2 separate regions of the Homo sapiens genome follow, and region 1 is linked to region 2. Evidence: read pairs that join two places in POLR2A ChIA-PET (ENCODE). Cell type or tissue: PC-9. All regions are shown on one strand. Each heading gives the region's core, and the rest is flanking DNA. Links, peaks and the distances in the headings are about the cores only. Region 1 overlaps NAV2 (neuron navigator 2). Region 2 overlaps NAV2 (neuron navigator 2).

Region 1 (11,243 bases), core at 2,023-10,022, 51 kb after region 2:
CTTAAACAGTATGTGCTCTTACTTTATACAGAGTTTTGTTTGAGACAGGGTCTCGCTCTGTTACTCAAGCTGAGTGCAGTGGTGATCAGGGGTCACTGTAGCCTCGACCTCCTGGGCTCAAACAATCCTCCTGCCTCAGCCTCTTGAGTAGCTGGAACCACAGGCACATGCTACCACACCTGGCTAATTTATTTTATTTTGAGATGCATTTTCACTTTTGTCGCTCAGGCTGGAGTGCAATGGCGTGTTCTTGGCTCACTGTAACCACTGCCTCCCAGGTTCAAGTGATTCTCCTGCCTCAGCCTCCCAAGTAGCTGGGATTATGGGTGCCTACCACCATGCCTGGCTAATTTTTGTATTTTTAGTAGAGAAGGGGTTTCACCATGTTGGCCAGGCTGTTCTCAACCTCCTGACCTCAGGTGATCTGCCTACCTTGGCCTCCCAAAGTGTTGGATTTACAGGCGTGAGCCACCGTGCCCAGCCTATTTCTTATTTTTGTAGAGACAGGGTTTCACCATGTTGCCTAGGTTGGTCTTAAACTCCTGGGCTCAAGCAATCTGACTGCTTCAGCCTCCCAAAGTGCTGGGATTACAGGTGTGAGCCACTGTGCCCAGCTTATACAGTTTCTAAAGACTCTGGGGTCTCTTAAGGAAGGTCGAGCAACTCAGTAGGTCCTAAGGACACATCCTTGTAAACATCAAAACACTATCATTTATAGTGACGTCCCTGGGGCCGGGGCCTGTCGGGGACTCGGGGGCTAGGGGAAGGATAACATTAGAAATACCCAATGTAGATGACGGGTTGATGGGTGCAGCAAACCACCATGGCACATGTATACCTATGTAACAAACCTGCACGTTCTACACACATATCTGAGAACTTAAAGTATTAAAAAAAAGACAAGAAAAGAAAAGAAAAAGTGCAATTGTGTTAATTAAAAATCAGATCATTATAATCTGTTTGGAAAAAAATCCCAGTGGAATTGTTTAAAATGTGTGGCTCTCAGAAGTGTAAACCTTCAGCAATCTAGAATGACTTATTCCTCCAAAACTCAGTGTTATTCATTTGAATATTAATAATGGTTGTTTATTTACTACATACTATGTGCCAGACACTGTGTTAACCACTTATATGATCTCATTTAATCTGTAAAGCAACTGTATATCACCACTGCACAAGTTCAGAAGGACACTGATGTTCAGAAGGGATATGACTCCCCAAGGGTCACCTAGCTTATAAGGCAAAGCCAGAGTTCAACCCTGGTCCACACCTACACCTGAGACTGTAGACACTTGCCTTTATGATTTTGTGGTTGCAGAAAGCCCACAAATGTCCCAAGTAATACATCAGAAGATGGCAAGGATGGGGATAGAATGATGGTCATTGCCCTAGAGGTTGGGCATGTGGGGCACTGCAGGGACATTGGGCAGAACCGGACTTTTCTGAGAAACCGGAGAGCAGAAACCCCTGTTGTGCTGTGCAGCCTTGAGCAAAAGACTTGCTTCTCTGTGCTCTGCCTGTTTCTCCAGTGTGTAGGGCTGGGGACACCATTTCACCTATTTGACTATTGTAAGGAGGTGGTTTTTAATCCCAAGGTGGGGGCTACATTAAAAGGAGGATACATTAAACCGTTAAGGAGAGAGGAAAGTGGGAAAAAGCCACCAGCTAATTTCGGTTTCCTCACCCCATGCAGCTAAAAGGTTATGTGGACTTGTGGTTGATACCTGTGGGGATGGGTATCATACTCCTTGCTAGATGCTGCAGATGCAGGAATGAATGTGTCACCAGCTTAGCTCTTGATAACAAATGGTGCATTTCGATTTTCTTAAAATTGTGAACAATTGAATAAGCAGTGACATTCTTTGTGGTGTTCAAGGACAGAATGAACACTCTACTATTGTTGCAAAATCATTTTTTATACTCCAGAGCATTCAGAACTAAACCATTTAACCACGTACTGCTCAGTCTTAGAAATGACATTGTGTTGGCTAGGTGTGGTGGCTCATGCCTGTAATCCCAGCACTTTGGGAGGCTGAGGAGGGCGATCACTTGAGGCCAGGAGTTTGAGACTAGCCAGGCCAACATGGTGAAACCCCATCTCTACCAAAAATACAAAAATTAGCTGGGCATGGTGGTGCACACCTTTAATCCCAGCTACTTGGGAGGCTGTGGCAGGAGAATCACTTGAACCCAGGAGATGGAGGTTGCAGTGAGCCAAGATCACACCCCTGCACTCCAGCCTGGGAGACAGAGTGAGACTCTGTCTCAAAAAAAAAAAAAAAAAAAAAAAAAAAAAAGGCATTATATGATGACATTACCAAAGTCTAGAGTGAGGCTTCCTGAATTGGGGCCAAACAGTAGCATTCCCCTTACAATCAATCCACTGGAAATGCCTCAGATGCTAAACGACTGGTTTACTTTAAACATTAGTCTCCACACTGGCATTTCCTTCTAAGAAATACAGTTTGCTCTGTTTCTCCTGGAGCTGCTAACCTGATGCCATCTGCCTCTGGATCCATCAGGCTGCCTGGCATATCCATCTGCATTTATAGTTTGGTAGCTAAGGCTCCATTCTAGCACTTTCAGTGCAGTTGTTTTGCAGAATTTTTCTTGGGTTCTTTAGTGCTACCCGGCTTCATTTGAGGGCTAATTGCAGTATAAACTTAGCAGTGTTATTATCCCCTTTGGTTTAACATGGTACAATTATTATCAGTTTTTGTTATTACAACTAATGATTAGGTTCTTTACTTGAATTGATCTGTCAAAATGTTCTCTTTTGGATTTCAGCCTGTTTGATGTGGAATGATGTGGAGTTATAAGCAAACAAATGATGCACTCCTTAAAATTCTGTCAGGGGTAATAAAGTGAATCAAAATGAATTCACTGTTTAGCTGTCTTAGCTTTCCTTCCCCTTTTATCTTGTCAAGCCTTTGACAGCAGCTTCTCTCCCTCACAGAGCAGTTCTGGAGCACTGAGTTTTTGGTTAGAAGGGATGGGCAGAGGGGTACCTCTGCAAGATGGAGTGATTGGAGCAAGAGGATGGCTGGACTCATTCTTGGGTACTAGTGTCAAAGGATCCTAGAGACTTTCTCGTGAAATGACTTGATGATTTAGAATTGGAATTGGGGATGGGATGGTGGTTTTGGTCTTTCCTGCTGTTCTTTGTCCAATCAGTTTCTACTGAAACTTCACAGCTATCCACCTGGGGGCAAACCAGGATGAAGAATCAATGGGCTCCTGGGGAAAAAGCAACAGCAGCCCTCAATTTTCCATCATTTTAGGGAATGAAAGCCTTTGGAGAAAACAATTCTGGATAGCTGAGGCTCAGACAGGAAGCCTGCTTGCTTTAAGCCCTTACTCAAAATCTTGAGCCCTTACTCAAAACGCACATTGCTCCGTTTTTGCTGAATTGCTGGACCTGATGAAATCTATCTTTGATGACTAAAGAAATTATAAGTTTATTTTTCAAGGGTACCCCTTGGAAGAATGATTTTCCTTGCATGAGCTAATGAAACAGCAAGTGAAGGAGATGGGGCTGAATTTATGTCCATGATTAGCATGGCCCATGAACACTGACTTAAAAAATAAATCTAGGTGTTTTCTTGATTCACTTCAAAAAGTTGAGAGCTGGGGACAGGGAGGGAAGGGAGAGGAAACTCCAGATAATTAATGATCCTTGTGAAATGGTTTCTGATTAATGAGCCTGAGCTATGGAGTGATTTATTTTCCCTGCTCCCTGCTCTTTTTAATCAATAAAGAGATTCTGATTGGAGGATTTGCTGAGAGCCCACATCATGTAAGTCTCAAGTGTAATCAGTTTCCCAAGATTTGCCCTTTTTCTCCATATTCAGCTCTACCTGGCGACCACTTACCAGCCTCCTGCGGTGGGCCAGCCCCTGTGACGCACTACCAGGAGTGCAGAGATGGGTGAGTGGGAGTGGAAAGGTGGTGCCAGCATACACGTTCTCTACATCTGCTATATCACAGGCTGCTGAGGTTTGGGTCAGGAAATTAAGAGGGACTTGATGGGGGACAGGCATTGGAATTAAGCTGGGTGAGATGGCCTCAGGCAGCAGAGGCACCTGGGCAGAGGGGATAGACTGAGTTCAGAGAGAGGGAAGTGTGGGGTGTGTCCAGTTTTCCTGAGGGTTATCGTATTATTACTACTGAGCATGTGGTATGTGTAGGTGTATCATTTCATTTGGTCCTTATAACATAGACTGGCAGACTTTCTGTGAAGAGCTGGTAGTCAGTACTTGAGGTTTTGTGGGCCACAGGTCACTCGGTCACAACTGCTCGGCTTTGCTTTGTAGCACGAAAGCAACCAGAGACCATAAATGGATGAGTCTGTGTCCTGATACCTGTCCCGAGGTTGTTGACCGCCTATTTGTTTACATAAATAGGTGGTCAGCTAGAATTGGCCCGGGTTGCAGTTTGCCAGCCGCTGCCTTATAATATGTTTGATATAATCCCTGTTTTATGGAGGATAAAACCAAAGAACAGAAAGATTAGTAGAAACTAACATTGCCCAGGGCCAAGGGCCAGCTTGACTAGCTCAGATTCCAAAGGCTGCATTCTTCCACACACGCTGCCTCCCCTTCAAAGGCTGGAGGACTTTCTGGGACAGATGGATGATAAGGCTGCCTTGACTGAAGTGTGAAGAGTTAGCCTTTATTATTTTTATTATTTTTTTAATTTTAAAAAATTGTTTTAAGAAGTTTAAAAACAGGCATGCTTAATTAGCATAATACTGAATGACAGCCAATCACAAACTGAATTTTTAAAGTGGGAAGTGTTTGCTCCTGGTGTGGTGCACCGGCCTGTAATCTGGGAATCCCAGCATTCTGCGAGCCCACGCCCAGGCCTAGGAGGGAGGATCCTTTGTTCTATGAGTTTCACAAGCCTAGGTAGTAGAGCGGAATCCCGTCTCTACCAAGGGGAGGAAGGGGAGGGTGGGGAGGGAATCAACAATGAGCTGGGCGTGATGGCACCATCTGTAGTCCCAGCTACTCGGGAGGCTGAAGCAGGATGATCATTTGAGTCAGGGAAGCTGGCTGAGTTCGAAGCTGCAGTGAGCTTTGATTACCCCACTGCACCCCAGCCTGGGAGACAGAGTGAGACCTTGACTCTTAAAAACAATTTTTTAAGGGGGGGATGGTATAAAATAGATATAAAATTTACCATTTTAACCATTTTTCACATATACAATTTAGTGGCATTATGTACATTCATGTAACAAATGGTATATAACCATCACCATTATTTATCTCCAGAACTTTTTCAACATCCCAAACCAAAACTCTGTACCCATAAAACTTCCCTTTCCTCCCTCTGCCCAGACCCTTTTAACCCCTATTCTACTTCGTCTCTATGAATTTGATTCTTGTAGGTACCTCTGTAAGTGGAAACATGCAATATTGTCCTTTTGTATCTGGCTTATTTCACTTAGAATTACGTTTTCAAGGTTCATTCATGTTGTAACATGTTTCAGAATTTCATTCCTTTTTCAGGCTGGAGTGCAATGATGCATGACGGCTCACTGCAGCCTTGACCTACAGGGCTCAGGTGATCCCCCCACGTCAGCCTCCTCAGTAGCTGTGACTATGGGCACGTGCCATCACACCCGGCTAATTTTTTGTGTTTTTTGTAGGGAGGGGGTTTCACCACATTGCCCAGGATGGTCTTGAACTCCTGGGCTCAAGTTTGCCTTTAATTCAGTGGGAAGTGGGGAGCCATTGATGATTTTTTGAACGGGTAATTAGATTAGAGCTGCGCCCTAGGAAAGTTCGTTTGGCATTGGTGTGTAGGTAAATCAAAGTTGAGAGAAGAGCTCTTGTTTCAGAATGAGAAGTTCACTTTGGCAGAGCCGTTTCCAACCACTCTATCCTGTAGAAGTTCTTGTGAGTGTACCTGATACTTGTGTGGCCTCACCGTGGCTCTATAATCGCAGTGTGTGTGTATGTGCACTTGTTGAAATAAGTTTAACCTTGGCTTCTTGCTGTGTTGTGCAAACTCACAAAGAAACCTAGTTGTAGAGACAGTATGTCTATTTTAAAGAACCTTAATCATCTAAGAAGGGATGAGCTGAGGCACAGCATCTCATCCCACTCAGCTGTGCCCTTGTTGATGTTCACTTCTCACTCAGCTGATGTTTTAGGTGCACGTGGCTTTAAACTGTAAACTTCATGGTCCCTCCCACGTGGCTGAGGAAATCCCTCCAGGGTTTGAGAGAGCAGTGTGGTGCATCCCCTAGTTAGGGAAGGAAGCCTTGCTTTATATACCAGCCTGGCCGGTTTCTGACTTGTTTTTCTTTGACACTGTGCCATACTTTGTTATTCCAGGTAGGGGATATTCCAGACTCTTGAAATTTGGCTGTGAGAAGGGGAAGAAATCCTTGAGTCATTTGTATCCTGGAGATTCAGGGTGGAGGCTGTGGCCGATTTTGTTATGTCCATTTCACGAAGCTGTTAATAAAATTTTTTATTACTAACTTTTATTTACTGAACACTTAGCATGTGCCAGATTCTGTGACCTTTGTATGTATGAGCTCATTTCATCTTCATAATACCAATGATGTAGGTATCATTATCTTGCAAATGACAACACTTAGGCCAGAGGGCACAGAGGGAATTGATAGCATAGAAGCTAAGATTAAAGCAACTCTGTCAGTTCCAGAGCACGCCTCTTTATTACCCTTCTCCCCAATTGCCTTCACTTCCTGAGCCCCAGCATGGATCAGGACAGGCACTTCCATATAGTCCCACTCTGAGTCTTCACATCGACCTTCTGAAGCAGGCCTTATTGTACTCATTTTACAGGTGAGTAAACTGAAGCCCAGAAAAGTAGAGTCACTTATCCAAAGGCATTCAGATAGCAAGGGAAAGATCTAGGTTTGGGTTTTGATTACTTTTAAAATCTGGGACCGGGTGCGGTGGCTCACGCCTGTAATCCTAGCACTTTGGGAGGCTGAGGTGGGCAGATCACAAGGCCAGGAATTAGAGACCAGCCTGGCCAACATGGTGAAGCCTCATCTCTACTAAAAATACAAAAATTAGCCAAGCGTGGTGGCATGCACCTGTAATCCCAGCTACTTGGGAGGCTGAAGCAGGAGAATTTCTTGAACCCGGGAGGCGGAGGTTGCAGTGAGCCGAGATCACGCCACTGCACTCCAGGCTGGGTGACAGAACGAGACTCTGTCTTGGGAAAAAATAAATAAAAATAAAATAAGATAAATTCTTTCACTGAGAACATAATAGAGGCATGAACCTAGAGTCAGTAGGAGGATGCCACGGAAGGGATGAATAACTCGATTAACATTCACATTTGTATTCAGAGAGGCATTGCAGGATGTCAAAGGGATTGTAAAATAGGTTAGTCTGGGCTCAAATCCTGGCTCTGCCACTTATTTGTGACCTTGGACAGGTTACTTTACCTTTCTGCTCTTCAGTTTTCTCCTCTGAAAAGTGGACACAATAATAACCTCTGCCACATAGAATGAAGATTGAATGAGTTAACGTGTGTAAAATGTTTATGTCAGTGCCTGGCATGTAGTAGGCACTGTATGTTAGTTGGATTTATTAAGCTCCTTCTCTGCATAAGGCACTCTTTCAAAAGTGCTCTTGTAGGTACTTGGCATACGTCATTAAACAAAACATACCCAAATCCCTACTCTTGTGGAGCCTACAGAACCGGGACCTGAACCCATGTCTGCTTCTTTTCCTTTTAATGTTTATTTTCCTTCCTCTCTCCCTCTTAATAATTTTCTTTAATGATCTTTTAAATTTCAAGTTGGCTATTGTCATTACAAAGGTGATGGGGTCTACTTCCTGAGCCTTCTTTGTGCTTATAAAATTGAAAATACTCTTGCTTTACTGGATCGTTGGTCTCTGACAACTGGAGAGTCACGGGGAAGGAGACTAGCATGGATTTAAGGATTGGATCCTTGGGCTGTGTTGTGAAATAGAAGGTCACTGTGGGTGCACCTTTGCAGTGGAAGACAGAGCTTCTAGGTGGGTGGGTGGTGGACAGGTGCTACAGCTCTCATCTCTTCAGGAACCAGAAGATGCAGCTCCACCTCATCACTTCCTGGTATGAGGCCCTCATGGTCCCCAGGTGGAGTAGCCAGAGATGCTACCTCCTTAGAAGGTCTCTGCTTGGCAAACCTGACCCCGGCTCCTGTTCCCATTCCAGGAGTGTTGCGGGGGGGGGGGGGGCGCGATGGGGAGTGGGGGGGGATGACCATTGTGTGGGATTACACTGGGAAAGGCATTTGGAAGAACAGGATGGAGGGTGAGGATGAGACCATATGCTGCTCTGGGAGTCACATGGATCCTCGGAGCAGGCCTACTGGTTGAGGTAGAATGATCACCTTCATCATTTTGGTGGAGACATCATGGGATTAGTACTTGAGCCTGTTGTCACTAACCAGTTGAGGCAGGACATTCTCCTTTTGACCAATCATTTGTTCCTATCCATTTGAAAAAAAGAGGTGCTGATACCCTAAGGCCTACATGTTCACATATACACTCTTCTGCAAACTCACAAGTCCATGCATGGAACTTGGCACTCAAAATCAGAAGGTTTTTTGTTTTGTTTTTGGCTTTGATGGCTGGGGAGAAAATTTTCAGGCAAGAGTTTTCTTGTGCTTGTTGGCCTGTTTCGAAAGAAAATATTCTTCTTTCCTGACCATTCTGTGACCAGGAAGAGCAGGTCAGATATGTTCCCCAAGGGGGTCTGTTCTCCTGATTCCATGGGTCAGCCAGTCTTTGCCTTCTAAAATGCTGCACACAACAGTGTTGTGTTTAAATATGTTGGAATTTGCTTGGTTTTGTTCACAGAATCCCAACAGTGAAAATGATGCCTGGCTTTTAAATTAAACCGATTAAATTTGAGATTATTGTGAGGCCATAAATAACTTCACTCACACAAGAGTAATTGAAGGGGCTCTGTTTTCATACTTGGCTTCTTTTCAAGGGACCCAGGCTCCTGAGAACTCAGAATAGCTCAATAGCCCTCCTTACCCTGAAATGGCCCATTAAGAGATGCCTGTTGGGTGGTAACCTCCCCATACGTTTTCTCAATAAAGAGAAAAAGATGGGAAGGGGTGGGGGAGACTTTGCTTGCATCTAGAGTCGCAGCCTCTCAAAGCTGCAGCCTCTCAAAGCCGTCTGGAGCAGACTGTTTAGTTCTGTGTCCCCTGTCTCATTCAGCCCTCTGCATGTTTTGAAGCTTTCTTTAGTTTTTCCCTGAATCTTGACGGCAGTCCTCTCAATAGGCTAAGGCCCAGCTATGGTTAGCTGAATGCGTGATCAGCACAATGCACTGAATTTTAATGGTGCTGGCTGGCCCTGAAAGCTCACCAATGGGACAGTGGCCACTGTGCCGGCCCGAGCAGCTGCCTCAGACTCTGAGAGGGGATCCGACTGGCTTCCTAAAGTTGCCTGTTTGCTTTTTTTACAGATCTACACAGACTGGGCCAATCATTACCTAGCCAAATCCGGCCACAAGCGTCTCATCAGGGATCTCCAGCAAGATGTGACAGATGGCGTCCTCCTGGCCCAGATTATCCAGGTTGTGGGTAAGAGCAGATTTTACCTTGGGGGTAATGAGTTACAGTGGAGCCATCTCAAAAGGCCGGGGTGAGGGGAACAGAGCACTGAAATCTCTCAGAAGGCAGCTTTCTGTCTCATGTCTTGACAATTTATTTGATTTGTGTTTTGACTAAGTTGTGTGAGTACCAGCTTGATTTTATGCTTTTCCTGTTAAGGTCACATACACAGAAATATCATCTTGATTCTCTTAGAAGAAAGGCTGGCCAAGGCCAGAGGGAAATGCTGGTGGTTTGGGGAAGATGTGTTCTGCACCACTTCTTGCCTCCCATTATCTTTCTGGCTCTCTCATTTCCCCCTTTGGATGGTACTTTTGTGGATTACTCTGGAAATATTTCCAAAAAAAAAGTAACGTGGGGCTGGTTTAATCCTGCCAACTCTACTTGGGTCTGACAAATCAAAGGCTAAGACTCCAGAGAGGATTAGATGGTCCGGGTTAATACTAGGGGAAGGGAACTTGAGCAGTGGAATTTGTCATGCCTTGACCATGTGCTGGGAGGAGAGAGTTCCTCCAGTGAAGGCACGTGGGTGGATACTGGCCACAGCTTTGCCTTGGGCCTTAAGGTAACCACCCCATGGGCCTGACTGAGAGCCCAGAGCAGACAGAGGAGGCTTACAGGTCAATTGGACAGCATTAGCCTGATTATTGTTACTGGTAGCCTTGGCCAAGGGAGAAGGTGCAAGGAGAGGACAGGGCCCAGCCTCTCTGGCATGTTGTTGTGGAAAAGTTGCTTACCCTTCAAGTGTGAGAAGTAGTCTTTCATAGTTGGAGCTCTGCTCAAATCCGTGGAGTACGTACCTGAAAACACAGAAGGTTGGCCTTAGCTGAAACTGTTGGACTACTGCTGCCATTCAAAGAGAAAGGAGTTTGTTTTCCCTGTTGTCTTGTGATTGATTTCTTAGACTACCTGCCATTGATTCTCCTCTTCTCCTTTTTCCTCCTCTCCCTGTATTAGTTTTCTGTTGCTGTATAACAAATTATCACAAACTTAGCCACTTAAAACAACATGTCTTTATTATCTCACAGCTTTTGTGCATCAGAAGTCTAGGCATAGCTTAGCTGGGTGCCTCTGCAAGGCTTCAGTCAAGCTGTTGCCCAGGGTTGCATTCTCATCTGGAGGCTTAACTGGGGAAGGGTTTGCTTCTATGTTCACTCAGTTTGTTGGCTGAACTAATTTTCTTGCTGTTATAAGACTGTGGGCCCTGGCTTCTTGGTGGCTGTCAGCTGGAGGCCACCATCACCTCCTAGAAGCTGCTCTCAGCTCCTTGCCACATGGGCCTCCCAATATCTGCCTGCTTCCTCAATGCCAGCATGGGAGAAAGCTTCTGGAACAAGTCTGCTAACAAGGTAGAATCTTACCTAACTTAACATAATCATGGGAATGGCATCTTACCAGCTTTGCAATAGTCTATTGGTTAGAAGCAAGTCACAGGTCCCTACACTCAAAGGGGACAGGATGATACAAGGGCATGAATACCAAAGTGCAGGCATCATTAGGGGTCGCTGTAAAGTCTGTCTGCCACATTCCTTTTTCCAATTCTTCCTCTTCCTCTTACTCTTCATCATTATTGTCCAAAGCTCTTTTAAACTATCTCTCATTTTCTCAAAACCCTTTTGAAGTAGGTGGTATTCTC
Region 2 (11,243 bases), core at 1,737-9,736:
CTCCCTCTGACAAGCTATCTAGCTCATTCCCTCCTCCCCATGGGGTGCCACAGTGCTTCTGATCCTTCTTTTGTCATTTTAAGACCATGTAAAAGCTGACATCCCCCCATCAGCCTTGCCTCATGTGTGGGTGGAGAGGCGTCAGCCCACATCATGCATGGGAGCAGTCTAGAGAGCCTACTTTGTCTGAAGTTCCCCTGGCCGGCCCCCACCGTGTCTGAGCTTTTTCCCATTAGTCATTGCTTTGGCTGAAAGAGTGGAAGACCCCTGTTAAACTGAAATATGTTATCTGGGAAATACATTAAGCCATTAACAGCTGGACACAAATTAGTTTATCAGACAGAGGCTGGGCTTGCAGAATTTAGGAGTGAGAAGGAACTTTATAGATCATCAGTTTCTTAGTGAAGAAAAGAAGGTCCACTGATGAGTAGCTCTTGCTCAAGGAAACACCAGTGGCACCTTTTGGGATGCCAGGCCTCAACCCTGCCTCCTGGCCTGAACCCCTCTTCATTCCACCTTGATGAGCAAGATGGACAGTCCAACTTTCATTCAGGAGATATTTATCATGTGGCTGCCATAGCTGGGCAGGTGCTGAAAATTCAGAGAAGCATGGGAGGCAGACATGGGAGTGTTGAGTGATTGAACGATGTGGGACAGGTCTCTTGTATGGTGGGACGGGAAAGGTCTGGAACAGAGGACACCACTCAGTGAAAGGCAGATCCAGACTCTGAGGGGTCAGCCCCACCAGGGGCTCCACAGTACCAGAACACTGGGACCCTACCTCGTGGCTACCATGAGAGTTCAAGAATGGTCATGCTCAGGGAGATAGGCTAAGCTGGCAGTCAGGGCCAGGGGATGGGTCAGAAAGCCATGAGCTGAAAAAAGAGGACAACAGCTGGAAGGCACCAGACCACACTTCAGGGCAGACCTTCATAAGCATTGTTCCATGTGGTCAACACAGACTGATCTCTTTCCGCTACTTCACATCAAAGGTCTTGGTGGAAGATTATGGAAATAGGAGGAAGGAGAAAGGTGGTAGGAGGGGTTTGGTGGATGAGGAGGTTGTGAGAAGCCACTTCTGTCTCTGCAAATCTACAGGGTCCTGACACCTGTGAACTCACAGCCATTACCCTTTGGAACCATCTGTACCATCATGCTGGTGATATCAGGCATCTCTTCCACTCACCTCTTCTTGCTTGGGTCCTCATACCCATCCCCTGCATGATTTCAACAGACATCTAATTGGTCTCCCTTCCTCCAGTCTCTACCTTTTTAAAGCTATCTTCTTGCTGTTACTAGGTCTTCTTAAAATGGGAGCTTGGACAAATCATTCCCCTATTTATAAGAATTAAGAATAGAGTGTCCTTTACAGCAATCTTGCTTGTCCCAGCCTACCAAATAACCCCATGTGATGTGAACACACAGAACCTGCCATGAACTTTCACCCCTCTACACCCTTGCACATGCTATTCCACCTTCCTGAGATGCTTCTCTCCTCTTGTCAAACCTGCCAGAAGCAGGTCAGCATCACCTCTGTGAAGTCCTTCCATGCTCCCCAGCCTTGTGCATTGTTCTTTTCTTTTTGCAGAGTTTGTGGAGGTCTTACTCTGTTGCCCAGGCTGGAGTACAGTGGAACCATCATAGCTCATTGCAGCCTTGAACTCCTGGGCACAAATGATCCTCCCACCTTAGCCTTCCAAGTAGCTGGGACTAAGGCATGCACAATCACACCTGGCTAATTTTTAAAATTTTATGTAGAGACAAGGTCTCACTATGTTGTTCAGTCTGGTCTTGAAATCCTAGACTCAAGCAATCCTCACACCTTGGCCTCCCAAAGTGCTAGGATTACAGGTGTGAGCTACCGCGCTCAGCCAGCTTTTTTCTTTATGACCCAGCTGTACACTATACAGGCCTCTTTTGTAGCACCTGTTGCATTACATTGCAACTGTTGGTGTATTTGTCCATTTTCTTACTAGACTGTGTGTGTGCATGGTAGGGACACACACATACACACAGAGAGAGACACATACCCCAGACAAGGAATCCTCCCTGATTCTCAACACCCTCGGCAAAGCTGGGTAAGTGCATCATGGTAGATGCTCAAGGAGTGTTTGCTAAATGAGCTAGAATACCTATGACCTAAGGTGTGTGAGATCTGAAGGGAAAGGTCACAGGCTTTATTCTCTTTAATTAAAGCTGAGGCAGGTACCTTCTGTATCTCCCTCCACACCTTCCCATCTCTCCTTGTACCATGAGTGGTATTTTTTCACCTTTTTCCAGCAAAGATTGGAAACTAGTTGCTCATTCAATGACTTTCTGCAGATGTATAGATCGTAAATGTTGTGGCTATCCTAGAAAGTATAATGAACCTAATGATGTTTTCCCAGAAAATGTATAAATCCCTGATCTTGCAGTATTTTCACACAATCAGGATTTTGGATTCTTTATCCAGCCACTCAACTCCAAGGAACTTTAGGCTTTAAAAAGCTGTGATAGAGATATCTTGTGTTTTGCTCTCTTAGCCAATAAGATTTGTCAAGCTTTATTTTTGGAAAAATTATTTTAGGATTTGTTTTCCAAATATATAAATATATTTTAATACAGAATATGCTTTTTCAAATGACACATGCTCTCTCATTTCTGATATGTTGTCCTAGCCTGTGCCCCTTCCCTTGAGACAGCAAATATTGCTGCCTCTGTTTCATTCTTCAGAAATGTGTGTAGAGATGTACATAGAAGGGCCTCTTGTAGTCATTCAGTCTAAGTTAGGGCCCGAGGCAGGATGTGGGATCTGCTGCCTGGGTCTGGCTCAGTCCTAGCTGTAGAGGAAGCTGCATGGACGGACACTAGGACAATCATCAACAGCCTTTCATTTGGGAAACATTTACTGAGCTCCCACTATGGGCCACACATTGTTCTGGGTACTGGGGAACAGTAGGGAAACAAAACAGACAAGGTTGTTGGAATTTGTAGTCTAGTGGGACAAGGCAGAAAAGAAACAAGAATACAGGTTAGCTAAGTTAACTCAGTAGGCAAAACAATGACGATGAGACAACAGTAATGGAGTGGAAGAGAGTGTGGGAACGAGAAGTTTCAACATTAGGAGTCAGAAGTCTCCCTGAAGAGGTGCCATTAGACATGAGACCATGGGCAAGTCTAGGGGGAAACAGTGCTCCGGGGAGTGGGACTATCACGTGCAAAGGTCCTGAGGTAGGAATGATTTGGATGTGTTTGAGAAAAAGAAAGCAGACCACTGTTGCTGCAACACAGCTGGCCAGAGGGTGGGAGACCAGGTTGCAGGTCATAGAAGAGAGCTGGGATTTTTAAACTCTGAAAGGAAATCAAGTCCTGAAAGGTTTAGGTAGGGTGACAAGTTGATCTAATTGCCATGTTTTAAAGATTAGAATGAAAAAGATTAGGACCAATTTTATCACCTTTCCTCATTATGAACAGTTTTGACTACGGAAATGAATATATAATAAAGCAATCCATGATTTCTCATTATAACTCTCTGCCAGTGGGGGAGAGCCAGGATTTCCATCCTAGGATGTCATGGCTGCCCAAATCAGAAACAAGTTCCGAGGTCTGGGTGGCTAGTGCCATCTTTCCTTGGGGAGCTGAAGGATTCTTGAGCCTTTTCAGGATACCGAAAGTTGCTGGGGACCCCTGGAGGGTCACTGCCAGATGAGAGGATGCTGGACCTAGGACAAGGGTTGGGCAGGAAGGTGGGGAGGTCCCCAGTCCTCAAAGGAAGGCACCCGGGGCCTGTGGCAGGTGGAGCAGGCAGACGAGGAAATAAAGGCCACAGGCTGCCTCCTCTGTCGCTGCCTGACCTCTCCTCCTCTCCAGAGGGCCTTGAATGGCCTTTCTCCAGCAGCGGCCAGGCAAGGTGTGTTTGGAAATACCCAAACTCTGTCCTTCACGTGGCAGGAAATAAATATTGCTGGGAACGCAGCGTGTGGGCTGGGGCAGGGGTGTGTGTGTGTGTGTGTGTGTGTGTGTGTGGTTAGAGTTGTGGGGGTCAGAAAATGTGTGTGTGTGTGTGTGTGTGTGTGTGTGTGTGTGTGTGTGTGGTTAGAGTTGTGGGGGTCAGAAATGCATCCATCCTGCAGCCATAGTTCCAACTGCTCCAGGGGGAGGCGGCTCTGTCAACTTGCGTGAGTTCTGTGCAGAAAGAAAATGCGGATGGAGATGAGTGCGCATAGTGAGGCGCCGGCTGGTGTCTGAGCTAAGAACCCATGGGGACCCGGGAGCCATGAACTGCGCTCCACAGCCCCTTCCCCCGGCCTCACCCCTACCCATCTTCTGCCCAAGGCTCTCCCTACTACCCACGCCCTCCCCGAAATAGTTAAGTATCCTCCCACCAACTCCGACCATCTTTCCCCCTTCGCGCCCACCGGCGGCAGTGGCGAAGGGCCCACTGAAGCGCCGGGTGCCACGCGGGGCGGCCCGCGGGCCAGCTAGGGGGCGGGGAACTCACCAGCCGCCGACCCCCCCCCCCACCCCGCCCTCGGCCGCCGCGGCCCCAGCGGCCTCCGCGCTGCGAGGAGCGGGCGCTTGGACACAGGGCGAGTTGTTTGATTTGGCGGAGGCGGGGAGGCCGGCGGGGAGCGAGCGAGGGAGGCACGAGAGCTGGGCAGCGCGGGCGCCGGTCTCCAGGGTAGGGTCCCCGCGCGCAGCAGCGGCCCCGGGGCGGGGGCGAGGCGACCGCGGGCGCCGGGGATGCCTGGAGGGGCCGCGGCCGAGAGGAGACCCGGGACTGGACGGCCAGACCTGCCGGGCGCGCGGGCAGGTGCTTCGGCTTTTTTTTTTTTTCCCCTCCTCCTTTTTCCTCTGCCCCTTCCTTCCTCGCCCTGAAGTAAGATGAGCGTGATGCTGTGGCGCTGGGAACAGAATAACACCACCATGAAGCTGGTAAGGGTGGATTGCAGACCGCACCCCCTGGGCGCTGCTCTACTTTTTAACCCCCCACCCCGCCCCCCATCCCCTTTAGGAACTGGCCCGGGTGGTGGAAAGCCCCTGAAATGCATTCCGCACTTGGTATTTCCCTTATTGTTTTGAAGCTAGATCTCAGGGGAGGTGTGTGTGTTTAAACCAGGAAAGTCGATGTGTGTATGTCTCTGGTTGTGAGTCATTGAAGGGGGGTGGGACTGGGCTGCATTATCTCTCCGTCCCTTCCACCTACGAATTCCTGGAGCTCTCTTGGATTGCACACGCTGGGATTGTCTCCTACGAGCATGTCTGCGCCCTCACAGCCTGTCCCGGGACAGCGTGGTCCGCGTCCCCCGAGCCCCCATTGTGTCTTGATACTTTGGGGTGCACATGGCTATTGATCTCTACTGCGGTTTGGCTTGTCTGTGGGGAATACATGAGCCCCGAGTGAGTGAGTATGCACCGGGTCCTCCTCCCGCCTCTCACAATGGCTTAGTTCTCTTTCAAGCTTGCAAAGAACCATCCAGGGTGCAGGTACTTTTTCCCTCCTCCGTTTTCAAAAATAACCGCCTATCAGTCCCGGGAGAGCTGAGGATAGCAGGATTTTCCTTGCTGCCCAAAGAAGCCTGAGTTGTTTCTCCATCCCAAAGAGGAAATGTGATCGGAAATCTCTGGGTTTTGCTTTTGTGAATTGTTTTTTTATCGGATAGTTTCAACTGGCGGGGACCATAATTCCCCCATTAAAGTCAGCCAGTGCTGTGGCCAAGTCGGTTAACCCCCTTGGATGTTAGTTTCCTTCTCGGTAAAATGGAGCAAGTTCCCACCTTGTAGAACTAGTGCCAGGATAAGAAATCATATTTGTGGATTGCCTGGCATATAAAAAGGATTCAGTAAGAAATAGGTATGATTAATAAACTGGAATGCATACTTACTGGTGTGAGGTCTTTAAAGATGCTACCAAAAACAAAAACAAAAACAAAAACAAAACACAAAAAAAACAAAAAGAAAGAAAGAAAAGAAAGTCACAGCAGCTGCATTGGATACCAAGATGCTAAATCAACCAAAGCTGGGTCTTCATATAATGAACTTATTTGTTGGAAAAATGGCACCTTGCTTTTCATACTTCTTGTGTTATGTTTGGCCTGCCTAACTTTAAGCTACTATTTTACAACTTCATTTAATGTGCTGTAACATTAGCAGACGTTATGCACCTTTGCTATACTATGTCATGATTCCAGCTCCCTAATCCTTTCCTGGAATCTTTCTCCAACCAGACTGGTGTGGAAGAGGCCAGAGTTTCACATAATTTCTCTCCAAGCTGTACCTGAGATGCCACTCTAACAGGCAGCATAGGAAAGCTGGGTCCCGATCTGAACTGCATAGGGTCAGGTTGCCAAACCTAAATGCTTTTTTAAAAAGAAGAAAAAGAATGATTTGCCAGGCAGGGAAAACGTGGAGCCTCCCAGGGGATGGCTTCTGGAGCTTGGTGGCAGGTGGCCATGGTAAGGGCTGGGATGTCTTCTCCACTCCGATATTGCTGCCCGTTTAGTCTATGGAGGGAGCTTTCCTCAACAAGGGTCAGGGGTCAGCCTTTATTGGGTCTGCCTGAATCTTTAGAGCTGTCTCACTTTTCAAATTAACTGTGAGGACCACCCAAGGTAGTTATGGTCCACCAAAATACCCTTTCCCCATGAGGTGGAGGAAGGGCTAGGGGAGCTCAAGCAACTGGGAAGCCCTGAGGGAGTAGCAGTTTCTGTCCCGTGTATCCCACTGCCCCAGAGCCCAGGCAGGAAGAGGCATGACTGGGTCTTGGCGTCCAGATAGCCTCAGATATCCTCAGTGATGAGCCTCAGCTTTTCTGTGAATGCTAGAAACCACTGATACATCATTAGCTGAAGTATCATTAGTTTGCATTTTGTTCATTCACTTATTGATTGATCAATTTACCCTTTATTTGTTGTGTGTTTTGTGCAGAGCACAGCCTTGGTGCCTGTGTTCGTTGTGAAAGATTTTGCTTGCAGATGATTCTTGGTTTGAATTCCAGCCTTGCCACTTACTAATCCCTGAATCAGTTTTCCTCTTTTGTAAAAGGCTGTTTTACAACTCTCTTTCCCCAGGTTGTGAAAAGATGAAATGGCATAATACAGGAACATGATCCAGCATAGAGTTGGAAGCATGTTTGTCTGTTAAATGGGAACTATCATTATTTTCTTCAGTGGTAAATGAGACATAATCTGTCCCCACTCTACGTTGTACTGTTGGGTGAATGGTTGGTTCTTCTAATGGGCCCTGGGAAAACAAACCTTTCTTACCTTTGAATCATTAGTAGCCCTCAGCAGGAAGGAGCTCCCTGGGAACATCTTGGAAGTCAATTGTGTGTGAATAACTGCTCCAGAATGAGGCCTGGGGCCAGAGGTGTGTGCCCGAACTTTTATCACTGATGCACTTCAATAAACATGAAATCAGTTAACCCACAGCTTGAAAATGCATTGTTTTGTTTGAATAGTAGAATTAAAGGTCTTGCTTCATGTTCTATTTTAAGGCTAATTGGATCAAAAATAAGGCCCAGAGTAATTAGAGGCAAAACTTGCATCTTTATATGTTATCTCTGCAGGGGAATGTCAGAAATGCACCTGCCCACCTAGGAGAGAAGGCAGTAGCTGGTAGATCCTACATCTGTCCAAATCCCATCTGACAGGGTCACAGGCCTTTGATGAAAGTGAGAGGAGGTGACTGCCCAGGTCCAAAGCACCCACTGGGAGGGGATAAGCTTGGGGCACAGCCACAGAGCATACTGTGGGTGGTTCTGACATTCTTACCACCTTCCCTCCACACCCTAGTTCCCTTCTTTTAAATTCTTTGGACTTAGGCAGAGCAAGGAGAAACAATGAGGCCACTTATGGAGCAGCTGGTATTATTTGAGGAGTGGTAGAGTCCAAGAATGGCAAAAGGAAAGGCACTGAGAGAGGCCCCCTGGCAGCCTGTGCTAATGCACGGAGTGCAGGTAGTCCAGTCAGAAAGACCTGTAGCCAGAGCTCTGCACAGGAGCCACTGCCTTGTGACATGGGCCAGTTGCTTTACCTCTTCGATCTTTGGTTTTCTCATTGTAAATTGAGACTACAGCACCTCACAGAATTACAGTAAAAATTAGGGAAAAAAATGTATCCGGATTTGAGCTCAGCGTTCTGCAATTAGTTGGTGGTCAGTGAATGGTTGCTCATATGATGACGGACGAGATGAACCAGTAGTGTGTGCATTTCTCCACACACAGAGAAAAGACTCAACAGAAACATTCCCAAAAGTCAATAGTGCCAAGTTCTTGGGGGGAAGTTACCAGGACTGTTTTTTGTTTGTTTGTTTGTTTGTTTGTTTTTGGTCTATACTTTTCCTTATATTCTAGTTTTGTACAAAGCTCATATGTTACATTTATCATCAAGAAAAGATTTTTTAAATTACTGCTAAAATCATATTAATAGCTAACATGTGTTGAACCTTTACTTTGAGCTTTATGTGTATGATTCTATTTCATCTTCTCTACAATCCTCTGAAATAAAAACTATTATTATCTCCATTATTCAGATAAAGAAATTAAGGCTCAGAGAGTTAAATGACTTGCCTAAGATTCCAGAGCTAGTAACTTTAGAAGTGCTGCTTTGTCTGATGGCAAAGGCTGTACCTTGAACTGCTGTATCAGACACCCTGGATGCCTCCTAGAGCGCTGCAGGGCCTGCTGCTGAGGTGGGTCTGCATGAGCGTGCAGTATAGATGCCTGTGCTCACTGCTGCAGTTCTCTCTGTGAGGGGCCTCTCTGTTCACTGCAATCCCCTCTTAGCCCCTTTGATCAGGGACATCCTGGGAGGGAGGTGGAGAGGAGAGTGGGGATGGGTTGGGTCATCACCCTTCAGCGTCTTGGAAAACACTTAAGGGGGCTCTTCCTCAAAATGAAGGAGAAAGTGGCTCTGCATGAAGAATAATTGAGAATAATGATGATGAGGGAAATGTGCCCCTGACCTTTGACCTTTCCCCAGAGAGGCATTGGTCAAAGACCCCCTGGGCCTGTCCACAGCCAGGCTAACAAGCAGATTAAAAGAGGTCAGTGGGTTAAAGGGCTCTGTCTGCTTCCCTGTAGTTATATTGCTCCCTCCCAAAGGCCAGGATGCTGTGGGCCCTGCAGAACTCCTGAGCTCCCAGGTGCTGTGTTTAAAAGACAAATGCTCCTTTAGCTTTTTTTTTTTTAATCCCTAACTTTATGGAGGCTTAATTGCCAAATAAAAATTGTATATATTTAAGGTGTACAGTGTGATGATTTGATCTATGCATACATTATGAAATGATTCCCACTATCAAACTAATTAACACATCCATCAGCTTGCTTCAGCTCTTTACACGTATAGACTGATTCCCATCTTAACAACTTCCGTTTTTTTTCCTGACTAAAGCTCATTAACACTCACATGAAAGTATTACCACCTTCAGCTAGAAAACAACGGTCATTTCCACTCTCAGGGACTTCTAGGACTTTCTCCTGCTTTCCACTAATTGTAACTGGCATAGATTTGACCATCTCCCAGGTACTGAAGTCATGTCCATTTTCTACTAATTCCCCAAAATCTCAAGGGCAAGAAGTTCCATTCTTTCCTTGAGAAAGCAGGTTGGAATATACAGGAATAGTTCCATATGCATTTCCGCTGTGGGTAATGAGCCCTCATAGCCTTGATGTACTTTCCTGAATTGAAACCAAAGCATGTGAGGAAGGTTTTGACTTTGGTTAATTACTAGGAAAATAAAGAAAGGAATATTGGGAGGGAAGGAGAGAAAGCCTCTGAAATTAGTAAGTGACTTCCTCTTAATGACATTTTGAGGTAACACATTTTCCTTCATTTTTGTGTTAATAGAGAAGTAGAGATTTATAATTGGTCCCTTTGGTGACCTGGCAGTGCTTACATTACTTATGCAATTGTTTTTGTTTTTGTGTGAAGCCAGGGAAAAAAATTGTTTTGTTTCTGGCTCCTGTAATGTAATGCCAGCCACCCAGAAGGCATGTGGCTAAGCTTTTCTTCAGGGTCTCTAAGACTCTCCAGGACACATGGACCAGGCTGCCATTGTCTTTCCAGCTGCCAGCCCAGAGATCTGGGCTGGGTGACCCAGGTGCTGTTCCCAAGGGTTGTTCTTTTTGATTCAGAGATTGTTACAGAAATGCTGTTTCTAATATAAGAGCAATAGCCAGGGAGGTGGAAAGGCAGTGGAAGAGCCTGACCTCCCACTAAGAATGGGTGTTAGAGTGAAGGGTTAGAATGAGTTGACAGATATTGTTTAAACAGGGTAACAAGAAGGTGTGATGGAGATATTTGGCTGGGCTGAGATGTAGTCGAGGATTGCCCTTGTGACCAGAAATAATATGTCTGGTTATAACACTGTGGAGTGGGACAAGGGTAAGCACCTGCATTATACATTATCTTTGTCATAGTGAGAGATGAGCTGTGTGCTTGCTGGGAACATGATAGGTCCTGTGGCACAAATGAATCTATAGGAAAGCAAGGCACTTTAAATGGGATTTATCAGCTCCAGTATGTTTACTGGGCTTAGGAAGGTGTGTATGTCTGTAGAGGGTCCAGGAGTGAGTCTTTTGTTTCACAGCTATAGCTTTGCCTATTTTTCTAGCATTGTTCCCGATGTGAAGTTTCAGGATTCAAGACTACTGATTTCTCGTTCCAACCTTTGTGGGATCCAGTCCATTGGTGGATGAAGTCCAACTCCTTTGTGGGATTCAAGGCCTTTTAGATGATAGCAGTGTTTTAGGTCTTCTTCAGCAGAGCTTCCACATAGAACCTGTTAGTTCCAATCAGCATGGTTGGCCTGGTGATATTCCAATTTCACGCTTCTTCCATCTCTCCATGTTATCACCCCATCCTTTTGAAGCTCAGATTGAGTCCCCTTTTTTTAAGAAGCCCTCCCTGACTTCTTAAAAGGAGGGCTTTTAAGCCCTGACAGGCAGTAGTATGAACCCTCGTCTGATTCTCTAAGTCCTTGAGCTGCTGGTGGATGTGGTATCTTTGCTATCAGACTTTGAACAGTGGCTTCATGCATAGATACTGGGGATAGTCAAACCCCCCTTCCCTCCTAGCTCTGCCAATGATCTGTGCAACCTGGGGAGAATATTGCTTTATTTCTCTGAGCCCCAGTTTCTTCATCTGTAAAATGATGATGATGATAATCATTCCAAATTCAAGGTTGTTAGGGTTGTTTAGTAAGATACAGGTATTCAGAGCAGCATCCAAGCACATAGTAAATGCTCAATAAATGTTAGCCAT

The links. Peaks named below come from ENCODE experiments on the same cell type or tissue, not always from the same donor. Only the 100,000 strongest peaks of a DNase experiment are listed, where the experiment ranks them.
Region 1: POLR2A ChIA-PET joins it to region 2 with 25 read pairs; 3 of 35 experiments call an interaction of 5 or more read pairs at or near these places.

Annotation. Positions count from the first base shown.
Region 1 is chr11:19,823,025-19,834,267 of GRCh38, forward strand. It overlaps NAV2 (neuron navigator 2), which reads left to right. Exons shown (of 38, transcript NM_145117.5): 2 at 9,460-9,577. Among named protein-coding and RNA genes, the nearest start is that of MIR4694, 69 kb to the left of the region's middle. In PC-9, for the core only: no CTCF peak of the experiment used is centred there; a DNase peak (open chromatin) is centred at 6,297; H3K27ac peaks cover 1,077 bases.
Region 2 is chr11:19,772,604-19,783,846 of GRCh38, forward strand. All of the region lies in intron 1 of NAV2 (neuron navigator 2), which reads left to right. Among named protein-coding and RNA genes, the nearest start is that of MIR4694, 18 kb to the left of the region's middle. RefSeq lists enhancers at 1-61, 62-570 and a silencer at 4,630-4,779. In PC-9, for the core only: no CTCF peak of the experiment used is centred there; DNase peaks (open chromatin) are centred at 3,888, 5,098 and 7,308; H3K4me3 peaks cover 1,995 bases; H3K27ac peaks cover 905 bases.